Regions from separate parts of the Homo sapiens genome. Here all the other regions are linked to region 1. Evidence: chromatin contacts called from ENCODE Hi-C or POLR2A ChIA-PET data. All regions are on one chromosome and are shown on one strand. The core of a region is the stretch at or near the end of the contact, and the rest is flanking DNA. Distances in the headings are between cores, read along the strand shown.

Region 1 (2,589 bases), core at 62-2,561:
TGCAATGAGCCGAGATTGGGCCACTGCACTCCAGCCTGGGCGACAGAGCGAGACTCCGCCTCAAAAAAAAAAAAAAAAAAAAAGATAGTGTGATGGTTGCACAACCTTGTGAACATACTAAAACCCACTGAATTGTGCACTTTAAAAGGGTGAATTTTATAGTATGTGAAGTACATCTCTAAAAAGAAAAAACAGAACAGGCTGTGTGGCCCAACTGATTTATCACTACTCTTAGAAGGAAGCCCAATTTAAAATTGAACAGAATAAGGCCTGCAAGGCTCCCGTGACTTGGTCCCTGCCTACCTCTCTTAAACAAATAAATAAAATGTATACTATGTAGAAACAATAACAAAAAAAAGGCAGAGCAAGGTATGGGGCAGTTCTGGTGCCAGAGGGTTTGTTATTTAAATAAAGTGGTCGGAAATCATGCGTCGCTGATAAGGTGACAACAGTCAGAAGCCTGAAAAAGTTAAGGGGTAAGCAATATAAATATTTAAGTGCTTCCTCATAACTTTGCTCACTCCACTCCAGCTAAATTTGCCACAATTTCTGTTTCCTCCATCTGAAATGCTCTCCCTCCTTATTCTTCCATTCTTCCTCTGGTTCACTTCTACTCCTGTAGTTCTTGGTAACAAACGGAACATTTGTGGAGTGAGGGGGGGGGATCCATTTCCTTCAAGGCGCAGTTTGGAGGTCACTTCCTCAGGGAAGCCTTCCCTTCTCTCTTTCCCTTTAAAGCTCCCAGTATAGCATCTTCCAGTACTTACTTGAACCGTAATGGGTCATTTTTAACGTCTGATCCCCTTCAGACAAGCTCTGGCAGGCCCTTGACGTATCCCCAGCGACTAAGCACCACGTCTGGCACTTAATAGGGGGGTGGAATGGGAGTCCTGGATTCAAAGTTTGGCTCCAACACAAGACAACTGGACGCAAGAGGTGAGCCCACTGTGATTTCTGGGGAACCCAGGGAAGGGCTGCTTGATTGACTGACCGACCAGCAGTGAGATCTACAGGCTCTCTCAGAGCTGCGCCAGCGCCGAGTCCCCGGCCCCACATACTTAGAACCCCGTAATGGGGCTCAAAATCACTGAACCTCGGGCTCCTAATCCCCAACGGCGCATTTCCAACCCCCAGGCCTGACCTGCAGGTTCCGGGTGATAAGGTGCAGTTTCTCTTCAGGGCTGGGAGCGTCCCCCATGGCTCCGCTACCCCTGCTTCCCCCGCTCAGCCCGGCACCAGAGCCCCTTCCTGGGTCACCGTCGCCGCCGCGTGCCGGGAACTGTCACGCGAGTCCAGCCAGGTTGCATCAGCTGGGCTCGGCGCTCCGCTTACTCGGCCTGGACCCCTCCGGCAGCGGCCGGAAAAAGTGAGGAGCAGCAGAGAGTCGAGCAGGTCGATGAGACGGGAAAAGGTGGAGCCAGTGGGCACGGTGGGCGGTGCGGAGGGCGGGGCTGAGGCGCCTGAGCGGGGCACAACCCTCCTAGAGGCGGGACGGTTTCCTGCCAATCACTGCTGGTTTGCCCTCCCCCTGGTGTTGGCCCGGCTGACTCGGGGTAGGGGAGGTCGGGGAGGGGGCGATAAAATGGCGCAGGGGGCGGAGTGAGGCGCAGTCGTTCGCCCAGGCTTTGGCCCGGCTTCCGGAGGTGAAGAGCGGGAGGGACGAGGGGGTCGGCGTTACCCGGCTTGGAGGGGGATGGGGGCGCCTGTTGCTTCTCCAGGGGGTTGCGCACGCCGTCCGCCCCTTGGAGGGATTGGGAGGCCCACGCCCTGCTGCGAGAAGGGCGCGTTCTAGCTCCTGAGGTGATGGCGAGGGAATGTCCCTGCCCCTCCACCTCCAAGTCGGCGGGCGACAGATGCCCCTCACCCCGCTGAGGAAAAGGGAAGCTCCCTGGTCGTCTTGAGAGTCGGGGAGCGCCGTCTGCAGTCCCCTGCCCAGTGGGGGTGGGGGCCGCCTCTGTCCCGGCCGGCTCGGCGGGAGGCTGTTGCTGGCGGGAAGATAGCCGCGGGCTTTTCTGCCGCGTCTCGCGGGTGGGGGCAGGAAGAGGACGACCCATTCCCTGGGGAGATCTGAGGACGGTGGTCCCCGGGAGAGGAGCGCACAGCACAGGCCTGCTGAGGGGCGGGTTTGCCCCTACTGGGGGAGGGGCGGGGAGAAAACTCTCGCTTCTCCCGCTTTCCGCCGGGAGGCGGGAATTCGCGGTGTCCCCGGGGGAGGGAGACGCAAAGGCCCTTCCTGGAAGGCGACACCGTCCCGGGCCGTTGCATTTGTGAGAGAGAGCCAAGGCAGTATCCTCCAAAGGTTGGGCCTGGGCCACCCTTTCTCCGGCTCCTCAAGGGCTGGAGGCGGCGTCACCAGTTACTTCCAGGGCAAGAGGGAAAGCAGTTATTACCTCAGTGGGCCCTGGAAAGGTCCTAGAAGTGGTTGAATTGCCCACGGCCTGCCCTAACCTGATCTCCGGTGTTTTGTGTATTTATTAGGGACTCCAAGCTCTACCAGACCTGCCTGAAGTGTTTTAAAGCACATTTTCTTTTTGAAAAGAAACCTGTTGCTGCAGCTTAGCGCATCTGTTCTCTGTGTCCATGTGGGAG
Region 2 (2,589 bases), core at 65-2,564, 620 kb before region 1:
CAGAGCCTCTGACCCTTCTAGCTGGGTCCTGATACATGTTTTCCATGCTGGCCATGTTATTTCTAGTCGCAGATCCTCTGGAGGGTGTGGGGGGGGTGCCGCCCCAACTCTTGGAGATTCCAAGCAAAGCAGCTCTGAGAATAATGAGGTTTCTGACCCCCCAGTGAAGCAGCTGAGGATGGGAACCACAGGGGTGCTCCCTCTGTCAGCAGCATTACCACTGTCTACTCTAGCAGCTCCGGTGGGGAAGGAGAGGGATTTCTGTTGTCCCCAGTCTGGGCCCCTGGTTATTGAAAAAGTTCGGAATTACTCTTTACCCTTGTGGAGTGTTCTGAGTGTTGGAAGTACCCAGGAAGAAGCCCTGAGCAGGTGCCCTCAGGAGCAGTGCCCATGGCTCCCCACATCAGCCAAGAGGCCCAACCCCAGGAAGCCACTCCTGCCCGGGGATGGGGAAGGTGGGCTGGGTGGCTGTGTGCACTGCCCTGGGCCAGCTCACTTGAGCCTGCTGAGCCGCCTGGCCAAACATGAGCCTCTCTCCTGTTGTATCAGATGCTGTTCTGGGGACCTGCGCCAGGAGCCTCTGCCAGGGCTTTAAATAGCTGCCCCCATTGATCTGGCTGCAGGCAGCAGCAGTCACACTGGGTCAGCCTCCATCAGGTGCTCAGGTTTCCCTGAGGACTGGAGTCAGGTGCCAGGGAATCGCGTGGTCTACCTTATGACCTGGTGCTCCCCACACCTGTCTCCTAGGCCTGGGGGGTGGGGAGGACTCCTGTCACTTCATCTGCGGCAAAATACAGCCCCCACCACTTACCAGAGAAAACTGTCTGGCATTGTAGAGAGAGGGGTTTTGCCCTCAAAAGACTGTTGCTTACTTTCAGTAGAATGGGGAATGACACTGGTATCTTCCTTAAGGGTTGTTATGGGGATGAAATGTATGTAAAGTGCTCAATAGGGCACTGGACTCACTCCATTGATGGCTGTCTTTGCTCGAAGTGTCTTCCTGATGCTGCTGCTGTTGCTGCTTGTGCTTCTTCTGTGCTTACATTCTCTCTCTCTCACTCACTCACTCTGTCTCTCCTCTCCCCCGCCCCACCCCCTTTCTGACAAAGCCACCACCATTTTGTAAGGAACTGTAGCTTCTCTCTGAAACTGCCGGGAAAGGGAAAATCTTTTTAAAATAGACATCACACAACCAACAGGGTCCCCTAGGTTCAGGCGGGGAGGTGAGGTCGAGTGAGAGGAACTGCTTAGCATACGCGGGGATGCTCCTCCCATCTCACCCCACCGCGCTAAGGAGAAGGTCACTTTCTCTTTAAATGCAAATGAACTCCCTCCAGCTTAGCTTTCACCCGGTGGTGTTCCCGGGAGGAGAGGGCGGAGGGCGGAGGGAACTTGCACCGAAGCATCACTCGAGACCCCAAACCTCCAGGTCAGTAGCCCCCTGAGGGAGTGAGGGCGGGGGCGGAATGACGCGGGTCTGACGCTCTGTCTTCGAGCGCGGCTGCGGAGCTGAGCGATGAGTTTGGCACATGGCTTTGGAGCCCGGGCTTGGGAAATAGATCCCCGGTCGCCCCAGCCGCTCCTGGGGAGCACAGGCTCCGGCTCCAGTTCTTCTATCAGGTCCCTAATTGGGTCAAGCTGCTGCACGGAGAGGCAGAGGATGCGCTCCTATCTCCCCTCCCCACACCCGCAGACCCCGTCAGTGGCAGCCAGCTATGTGTCAGTGTAAATGCTTAAGCGCCACCCACCCCCCCAACCCCCCCAGTCCCAGAATTCGAAGTTAGGCTCGGTAGCAGCAGCCTGGAATGAGACCCCCAGAGGAGGGAACCCCAGCCGACCGGAGGCTTGGGGGGCGCTGCTGGACCGGGGACCTCGGAGCAGCCCAGCCACAGGCGCAGCCTTTGTCGGAGGCCCAGGCAGCCAGCGGCCAACCACCCAGTCCACCCTGGCTGCAGCTGAAGCCCAGCAGGGACTTTCCGACTGGGAAAAATGAAGCAGCTGAAAGCACACCCGCGGGACCTATAGGGAGTCCCTAATATTTTCGGTTGGGGGTGGGTGGAAGTGGAGGGATGCCGGTGTCTATGTGGGGGAAACCCACAATGAACCCTGCCCTGTATGCTGCGGCTTCTCCTACAATTACCCACACGCTGGGGCTTTCCCAGGCGCCCCTACCTGCACCTTGTCCCCCTCCCATGCTGACAGGGTTTGTTAGCATCTGCTTAGGCCCCTGATAAATAGAATAGGGTTTAGTTAAGACATCCCTAATCTTCGGCTGGGCTTCTGCAGCTCACCTCCGTCTTGTCTCCCACTACATTTCCTCTGCCAGCCCCGCCCCCCAGCCACCGTGACAGGAAGCCCCAGTAGCGCCAAGATAGTTGTGACTGGTCCCACCCTTTCAGGAGGGGCCTAGGTTTTCAGGCAGAAGGGGAATTAGGTTGGGCCTTAGAAGGTCCTTCAAGTGTACATCCACGATCCCAGCAGCAGACACTGGCATCTGGCTCTGCCCCTACCGTATAGATGAGGTGACAAGCTGGAAGGTCCCAGGGCCCTTCCTTGGTGCAGCTCTCAGGGATTTCTGGGTGAAGGGCT
Region 3 (2,589 bases), core at 1-2,500, 590 kb before region 1:
AGAAGGGATCCACACTGGTTGAGGAGAAAGGGCATCAGGTACTGGAAAGAGGAGAAACCTGCAGTCAGTGTGATGGCCTGACTGAGCAGCACTGCCTTCTTTGAGCTCCTAGCGAATGTCTTTCCTTGGAGGGAGGCAGGGTTATAAGGACCCAGAGAACACTAATCCCTCTAAGGAGGATCCTTCCAGGGCAAAGAGGGAAACAGACTGAAGTCTGTGCCTTTGCTCAAACTACCCTCTCCCTCACCTCTGCTAGTTCCCATCCTGCAAGGCCTTGAAGCCAATGTCAGCCCCTCCAGGAAGCCTTCCCCAAGTCCTCCAGCTCCAGCCTTCCTCCTCTGAACTCCTCCCCTGCAGGGCCAATTTGAGCCCCAAGCCCTCCCTCTGGAAAGGCTCACAAATGTTGCCTTATGTAACTGAAGGAATCACAATAAAATGTGAATAATGGCAGCCATAGATTGAGCACTTACTATGTTCTAGGCCTAATGCTAAGTGCTCTACGTATCTCACCTAATTCCTGCAACTGACCTATCAGATGGTTATTATTATAATCGCCATTTACAGATGATGAAACTGAGGCTCAAGGACAACTGACTTTTCCGAGAATTTCTAGTGAGTAAGTGGTGGGGCTGACCCAGACCTGTTTGACTCCAAAGACCAAATTCTTGGCGGCAACTCCACCGAGAGAGGGGCCTTTCACAGAGACGCACCTCAGTATTCAAGAAGAGGGTCTTCATCTCCTGTAGCAACTGCTGGGCCCAGGTCGGCTCATGAACCCGCTGCAGGCCGGCGGAGGCCCGCTTCAGCAGCGGCTGCGTGCCACCCCACAGAGCGGCCACCAGCACCAGAGCCAACACCTGCCCTGAATGCAGACGAGTGAGTCACCCTGACCCCCACCCCAAACGGCCGCCCACCCCGCCCTCTCCTGGCCTTCTAGCCCCAGCTAGCCGCCCCCACTTCCCTCCTTCGCTCTCTTCGCCTCGGCTGCGACTGGCGGCTAAGGCAGGCCCAGGGAAGCTAGGGAGATGAATCCAGGAGTCCGGCCTCTGGGGTTGTAGCAGGGGTCGGGGTTAGAGGGTGGATGTGGAGCAGGAAATGAATTCGAGGCGAGGGTCGGGAAATCCATGGAAGGGCGGGGCCGGCTACCTACCCAGAGACGCCGCCATGGCAACGCCGCTGTCTTCTACTTCCGGGAACGAAGGGGCGGAGACCCATAATCCGGAAGTGACCTCGAAACCTTTTCCGGTCTTACTCACGTTGCGGCCTTCCTCGCGTCACAGCCGGGATGGTGAGTTTCAGAGTTAGGGGTATTGCAGTGGGGGTCCTGGGCTGAGGCTGGGGCCCAATTCCGAGCACTGACGTTACTGTCTTGTCCCCACAGAAGCCGATCCTACTGCAGGGCCATGAGCGGTCCATTACGCAGATTAAGTATAACCGCGAAGGAGACCTCCTCTTTACTGTGGCCAAGGACCCTGTGAGTGTTGGCTGGAGGGGGTCCGGGAGGGGCGGGATCCTTCTGCCAGGACGATGGGTGGACACGCCAGTTTTGCCGTTAGCGGGGAACCAAAGAGCAGCCCATTGTGAGAAGTAGGGAGAGGCCATGCCGGGGGTAGGTTGGCGAAAGTATTCTACCGGGAAAGGTGGGGAAGAACTCTATTGGCCGAGTGCGGTGGCTCACGCCTGTAATCCCAGCACTTTGAGAGGCCGAGGTGGGAGGGTCGCTTGAGCCCAGGAGTTGGAGACCAGCCTGAGCAACGTAGTAAGACCCATCTCTACACACAAAAAAATTAGCCTGACATGGTGGCCTCGCGCCTGTGGTCTCAGCTACTTCGGAGTCTGAAACGAGAGGATCGCTTGAGCGCGGTGAGCTGAGATCGTGCCACTGCACTCCAAGAAAAGCAAGAGACCACTGTGGAAAGGGGATAAAGATGAGGGTCAGCTTGCCCAGAGAACGGGATGCGACCTTTAGGGATAATCTAATCTTTCTACCAGGATAGGTGCAGGCTGTGTTATTCAGACACAGGGAACTTAATGAGGGTGTCTCTAGTCTCATTTTAAGTCAATCCCATCCTGCTACTCAATGCCAAACAATCCCTCATGATACTGCCTTTTGAGGCACCTGGCCATTTTATTTTATTTTTTCTTGAGACGGAGTCTCGCTCTGTCGCCTAGGCTGGAGTGCAGTGGCGCGATCTCGACTCACTGCAACCTCTGCCTCCCAGGTTCAAGCGATTCTCCTGCCTCAACCTCCCTAGTAGCTGGGACTACAGGCTCGTGCCACCATGCCCAGCTAATTTTTTGTATCTTTAGTAGAGATGGGGTTTCACCATGTTGGACAGGCTTGTCTTGAACTCCTGACCTCAGGTGATCCGCCTGCCTCGGCCTCCCAAAGTGCTAGGATTACAGGCATGAGTCACCACACCCGGCCTGGCCATTTTCAAGATGAGAAAACTGAAGTTCAGAGGAGAGAAGCACTGTATTTGAGATCATATAGTGAGACAGTGGCAGAGCAGGCACCAGAACCCAGACTTCCTTACTACCAGCTGCTCCCACTTGGATAAGACATCAGAGATACTGTTTTTCTGGACT
Region 4 (2,589 bases), core at 30-2,529, 530 kb after region 1:
AGAGAAAACGCTCTTCTAAAAATGGAAGAAAAGACACAGAACAGCTTGTCCCTTTCCATCCAATTAAAAACCTCGTGAGACTGAACTAGATTAAAAACAAAACTCTCCAGCGAAGCCGCAGGCGCCTCCAAGATAGGGAGTCCACCACCAATAAAGTACGGCAGATGCCAGCAGTCTCGTCCCCGAACGCACCGTCCGTCCCAGGGAAGTCGCAGCGGCGGGGAGGCCGGTCCTAGGTTGGGGCTGGGGTGGGGTGTGCGGGGCCTGGGGACGCGGAAGCTGCGGCGCGCCGAGGTGACACGGCTTCCAGGGGCGACGGGCGCGCAGGGTCCCCAGGCGAGCGAGGCTGGGGAGCAGGGCACCTCCCAGGCGCCGCGCGGACGAGAGCCGCGACTGGCACGGCCTGGCAGCCGCGTAGGCCCGGGCCGTTAGGGGCACCGAGGGCGGTGCCCGACTTCCAGTGCGGCGAGCGCGGCCCCCGGCCTCCCTACTGGCGAGAACCCCTCCCCCGCCCCGGCACTGACCTGTCCAGGGCCCGGCTGGGCCTGGCCGGGCGGGGCCTACGCAGCCCCTCGGCCGGGCGCCGACTCGCGCGGGGTCCCGGGCCCGGGCGGGCCGCCTCCTCTCCGCCGGGAGCCTCCGAGCCGGGGCCCGGGGCTGCCGCGGCGCATCCGACCGCACCGGCCTGGCCGGCGTCAACAAAGGGCGGCCGGGGCGCGAGGCCGGGACGGGGGCGCGAGGCCGGGGCGGGAGCGCGGGCGGCGGCCGGGGTTGCGCGCGCGCGCGCGGCGGGCGCTCGAGGGCTGCAGCCGCCGCGGAGACAATGCGGCGAGTCTGGGACGGCTCCCGCGGCCGCCTCCGCCGGGGGCGGGGCGAGGGAGCGGGGCGGGGAGGGGCGGGGCCGCGGGAGGGGCGGGGCGGACACGGGCCGCGCGCTTCCTTTGTGCGGCGAGCCCCGCCTCGCGCCCTCCGGAAGGCGGGTTAGGGACGCCCGGGGCTCAGCTTAGGGAGGCGGGCGCCACGCCACGAGGAGGCTGCCCTGATAGCCGGTGCAAGTGCTCCTTGGCGGGGCGGCCCGCGACTCCCGCCTTGGACCGTTCACTCCCTGAGGGGCCTGGGGGTCAGTCAGAAGACTAACGACCACCAGTCACCGAGAGCTCAGTTCGTGCCAAACCCTGCTCGCGCTGTCCCCGACTTATTGTTCACAACGACCCTACAAGTCATTCTCCTTCCCACTGGGAACCGAGGATCAGAGGGAAGTCATGGCCCGAGTGCCCCGGTCACACCTCCGTGAGCGGCCTCGGGCTCGCGGTTGAGGCTGATTGAGGAAGTGGGTTCAGGCGGCCCGCCGTGCCTGGCACACGGTCAGAGTCCCGTAAGTGTTGGTTATCTTCCCCAAGCGCACCGGGTGAACCTGCGCTGTCGTGGCGAAGCATACTCATTCAGCACGCGCGCGAGGGGCTGCGGGGGTACAGAGACGTGCAGCGTGACACAGTCCCCACCCTCAGGAGCGCGAGGCGCAGGAAGGTGCTGGACACACGCCAGGCACTTCTCTCCATTCTTGACTTCCCTCTGTTCCCAACATGGTCCCATTTTCTTGCCTTCCTTAGTATTCATATTCGTTGCCTGCCTTTCTTCTCCCCCCACCCCTTTCCACTCTCAGGCCTCATCCCATCTTCTTTGTTTACATTTATTTTACATTCCCCGAATATTTACTTAGCTCCCTTTCTCCTCTATTTTTCAAATTTTCAACCCCCCTTTTCATTAATATTCATATTTCCTTCTCCTCTGCCTCTGCATTTCTTACACTTATATTTTGTTTTATAAACTAGGGTAACACAGGATTGTATCCTCAACTCCTGTTCCCTAACATGCCCACACTTTCCTGCCTCCCTCTCTTAAGTTCCACCAGTTCTTCCTGGAATGCTCTTTCCTCAACTTTGCATGTCCAGGTCCTACCTATCCTTCAAGGTCCAGACTCAAGAACAGCAGTTGGCAAACTTTTTCTGCCAGGGACCAGAGAGTAAATATTTTAGACTTTGTAGGTCACACGGTCTGTGGCAACAACTCATCTCTGCTGTTGCCGCAGGAAAGCAACCACAGACAATATGTACGTGAAGGAGTGTGGTTGTGTTCCAATAGAACTTTATTTATGGGCACTAGAATTGGAATTTCAGATAATTTTCATGTATCATGAAATAGAATTCTTTTGATTTTTTCAAAAAAAAATTTAAAATGTAGAAATCATTATTAGCTTGCGAGCTGTACGAACACTGGCAATGTGATGGTTTTGGCCATTGGGCTGTAGTTTGTCAACCTCTGCTCTAGAACAATGCCTCGTCCTCCCTGAAATCTATCCTGAACATCTCTAGTTGGCAGTAACTTTTCCTGTTTTGTAGCTTTTAAATGACTTACCTCAAATCCATCTATGGCATTTATCGCATTTTACTTTCTATTGTAATTTTTTTCCTGTGCATTTTTCATCGTTTCAAGTAGACCTTCAGCTCTTGAGGTGGGGTACAGACCGTGTTTCTCAGTGTGCTACCTCCCTTCCCACAGTGCTTTGCACAGAGCAGGCATTCACACATA
Region 5 (2,589 bases), core at 66-2,565, 530 kb before region 1:
TTTGAGACAAGAGTTTCACTCTAGTTGCCCAGGCACAGAACAGCTTCACAGAAGCTGTTAATGCACAGAATAGCTTCCTACAAAAAAGCATTACCTGGCCCAAAATGTCATTAGCTACCAGGCTGAGAAACCTGCCCTCCTAGGCCGGGCGCTGTGGCTCACGCCCGTAATCTCAGCATATTGGGAGGCCGAGGTGGGCGGATCCTGAGGTCAGGAGTTCGAGACCACCTGGACCAACACGGAGAAACCCAGTCTCTACCAAAAATACAAAATTAGCCGGGCATGGTGGCACATGCTTGTAATCCCAGCTACTCGGGAGGCTGAGGCAGGAGAACCGCTTGAACACAGAGGCAGAGATTGTGGTGAGCCGAGATCACACCATTGCACTCCAGCCTGGGCAACTAGAGCGAAACTCTTGTCTCAAAAAAAAAAAAAAAAAAAAAAACAGGGAAAGAAAAGAAAGGAAACCTGCCCTCCTATCATAGGATAATCCCATTTCCTCCTGTCTAAAGAGACGCCTACTTAGTCATCCTGGGTGACTGCATCAGGGAGGTAGATTTTGGAGTCTGAAAGGCTGGGTTCTGTCACTTTGTTACAGTGCCTCTGGTGCAAAGAAAGCATTTTAAAAACCCTGTACAATTAAAAAATTGAATTTAATTACTTTGTGTAACTTTGAATAATTCACAGAAGTCTGAACTTCTTTATCCTGTCCTGTAAAATGGAGGTAAAAAGCCCTTGGCCGAGAGCTGTTTTGAGGAAAAACTGAAATAACATTGGTAAAGTGTCGCACAGTACTTGGCACACAGCAGCCCCTCGACAAACATTAGCTTTCTTTCCCTTTCTTGTCGGTTTCTTCCTCTCCAAACCCGCGTGTTGCTTTTCTTTTTAATTATTTTTCTGTAGCCCTCCTTTGCGGCCACAAACTCGCTTTCTAACCCAGGTTCAGCCCTTTTATTGGCTGAGTGACCTTGTGCAAGTCACTTTTCCCCTGTAGGCCTCGGTTTATTCTCCGTAAAATCAGAAAGTTGGCCTCCGATCTCCAAGCACGCTTTTCACGACGAAGTGGGACTGTTAAGTTTACAGAGCTGCTTTCCTCCCCCGGGACTGATGGTACGGTCCCCGGGCGGCTCCCCACCCATCTGTCGCAGACCTTGGTACAGGCCCAGGGGGCCCTCGGCGGCCTCTCCGGGCTGCCCTTGCCCCCTGCCGAGTTCCGGGCCCGTGTCTGCGCAAGCTGATTGGCTGGAGCGGTGCCCGGGCTGCGCGGCTATAGGTGAGCCCAGGAGGGGACGGGCGGGGCGGGCCGGAGGCCCGCCCCCTCCCCCCTGGGTCGGACGCTGAGCGGAGCCGCGGGCGGGAGGGCGGACGGACCGACTGACGGTAGGGACGGGAGGCGAGCAAGATGGCGCAGACGCAGGGCACCCGGAGGAAAGTCTGTTACTACTACGACGGTGAGCACCGTCCTCGCGGCGGGGGCGGGGCCAGGCCGGGCCGGACCGGGAACCTGGAGGCTGAGGCTGGAGCGCCGATGGGAGGCTGCGGGAGGCTGAGGCGCTGGGGAGAGGCTCGGAGAGGAGGCTGCGAGGGGGAAGTCGAGGCTGAGGGAGGAGGCTGCGAGGAAGGGAGATCGAGGCTGAGACCAAGAGGGGATCGCGTGGGGGAAGCGTGAGGTAATCTTGATGGGAAGATTCTGAGGAAGTCTGATGTGGAGAGTTTGAGTGGGACTCCTAGAGGGGAGGGTGCGTCGGAGCGGGGAGGCTGAATCTGATGGAGACGGCTGCAAGGATACATTTTCTTGCCGAGAACCCAAAGCTCTTCCCTGCCCCGTCCCTTCCTCATCTTTTCTGGGGGAAGAGTCCTGCACGACTGGTTGCCCGCCTCCCCTCCCCCAGCCTCTGAGCGGGGCCTGCGGTTGCTACTGCGACGTGGGGCGCCAGGGGTTGCAAGGAGAAGGATGCAACCTGTTAAAACAGACTTCTCACTTAATCTCTCAAGCAGGTTACTGTGTTCGAGGAAGTGTTGAGGGGCTGGGGCCGTGGGGTTGATCGGGTCACCCTTCCCAGTGACCGAAGTTCTCTCCGTGTCAGAGCTCAGAGTGTTAGGGGAGCACAGAGAAGAGGCACCGAACTCCACCTGAGGAGTCAGCGAAGGAGGGGACATCTTAGTTAGGACCTGAAGAACAGGAGTTCTTAGCCAGGCACAGGGAAGGCAAAGATAACAGCAAGTTTCAGAGGCAAGAGAGAGGACAGGACCTTTGAAAAACAGGCATTTGGCCGGGCGTGGTGGCTCACGCCTGTAATCCCAGCACTTTGGGAGGCCGAGGCTGGTGGATCACCTGAGGTCAGGAGTTCGAGACCAGCCTGGCCAACATGGTGAAACCCCGTCTCTACTAAAAATACAAAATTAGCCGCGCATGGTGGTGTGCGCCTGTAATCCCAGCTACTCTGGAGCCTAAGGCAGGAGAATCCCTTAGAACCCGGGAGGCAGAGGTTGCAGTGAGCTGAGATCGTGCCACTGCACTCCAGCTTGGACAACAGAGCGAGGCTCTGTCTTAAAAAAAAAAAAAAAAAAAGATGTAAATAGGGACCG

The links. Hi-C counts contacts between places; a loop is a spot of excess contacts on that map. ChIA-PET counts read pairs that join two places held with the same protein, here RNA polymerase II (POLR2A). Pooled maps may share reads with other maps.
Region 2: a loop to region 1 is called in a map of CD8-positive, alpha-beta T cell, with 5 times the contacts of the local background. The contact joins the promoter of CCDC28B here to the promoter of YARS1 in region 1. A Hi-C loop is called at or near these places in 1 of 168 maps with a recorded cell type or tissue (CD8-positive, alpha-beta T cell), 1 of 37 single-sample maps with no recorded cell type and 10 of 50 pooled maps. POLR2A ChIA-PET finds 5 or more read pairs at or near these places in 2 of 52 experiments (GM12878 and RWPE1).
Region 3: a pooled map shows a loop between it and region 1 (21-fold over the local background). The contact joins the promoter of EIF3I here to the promoter of YARS1 in region 1. A Hi-C loop is called at or near these places in 1 of 37 single-sample maps with no recorded cell type and 9 of 50 pooled maps. POLR2A ChIA-PET finds 5 or more read pairs at or near these places in 2 of 52 experiments (GM12878 and RWPE1).
Region 4: a map of B cell shows a loop between it and region 1 (11-fold over the local background). The contact joins the promoter of PHC2-AS1 here to the promoter of YARS1 in region 1. A Hi-C loop is called at or near these places in 3 of 168 maps with a recorded cell type or tissue (B cell, CD4-positive, alpha-beta T cell and naive thymus-derived CD4-positive, alpha-beta T cell), 8 of 37 single-sample maps with no recorded cell type and 16 of 50 pooled maps. POLR2A ChIA-PET finds 5 or more read pairs at or near these places in 1 of 52 experiments (GM12878).
Region 5: a pooled map shows a loop between it and region 1 (6-fold over the local background). The contact joins the promoter of HDAC1 here to the promoter of YARS1 in region 1. A Hi-C loop is called at or near these places in 2 of 37 single-sample maps with no recorded cell type and 8 of 50 pooled maps. POLR2A ChIA-PET finds 5 or more read pairs at or near these places in 1 of 52 experiments (GM12878).

What each region holds. Positions count from the first base shown.
Region 1 is chr1:32,816,047-32,818,635 of GRCh38, forward strand. YARS1 (tyrosyl-tRNA synthetase 1) reads right to left here and starts at 1,312. Exons shown (of 13, transcript NM_003680.4): 1 at 1,142-1,312. The coding sequence starts at 1,198. It overlaps S100PBP (S100P binding protein), which reads left to right and starts at 1,607. Exons shown (of 7, transcript NM_022753.4): 1 at 1,607-1,643. RefSeq lists enhancers at 424-925, 926-1,425, 1,174-1,483, 1,851-2,020, 2,454-2,563.
Region 2 is chr1:32,199,281-32,201,869 of GRCh38, forward strand. CCDC28B (coiled-coil domain containing 28B) reads left to right here and starts at 1,315. Exons shown (of 6, transcript NM_024296.5): 1 at 1,315-1,429. RefSeq lists enhancers at 1-532, 533-1,090, 1,303-1,382, 1,641-2,160, 2,073-2,292 and 1 more.
Region 3 is chr1:32,221,157-32,223,745 of GRCh38, forward strand. EIF3I (eukaryotic translation initiation factor 3 subunit I) reads left to right here and starts at 1,251. Exons shown (of 11, transcript NM_003757.4): 1 at 1,251-1,288; 2 at 1,382-1,474. The coding sequence starts at 1,286. TMEM234 (transmembrane protein 234) reads right to left here and starts at 1,197. Exons shown (of 5, transcript NM_019118.5): 1 at 1,151-1,197; 2 at 711-862; 3 at 1-41. The coding sequence starts at 1,166. RefSeq lists enhancers at 470-1,669, 946-1,579.
Region 4 is chr1:33,349,073-33,351,661 of GRCh38, forward strand. PHC2-AS1 (PHC2 antisense RNA 1) reads left to right here and starts at 1,280. Exons shown (of 3, transcript NR_125978.1): 1 at 1,280-1,375. All of the region lies in intron 9 of PHC2 (polyhomeotic homolog 2), which reads right to left. RefSeq lists an enhancer at 84-1,013 and a silencer at 469-988.
Region 5 is chr1:32,290,768-32,293,356 of GRCh38, forward strand. It overlaps HDAC1 (histone deacetylase 1), which reads left to right and starts at 1,316. Exons shown (of 14, transcript NM_004964.3): 1 at 1,316-1,451. The coding sequence starts at 1,403. RefSeq lists a silencer at 1,030-1,439 and enhancers at 2,050-2,109, 2,181-2,589.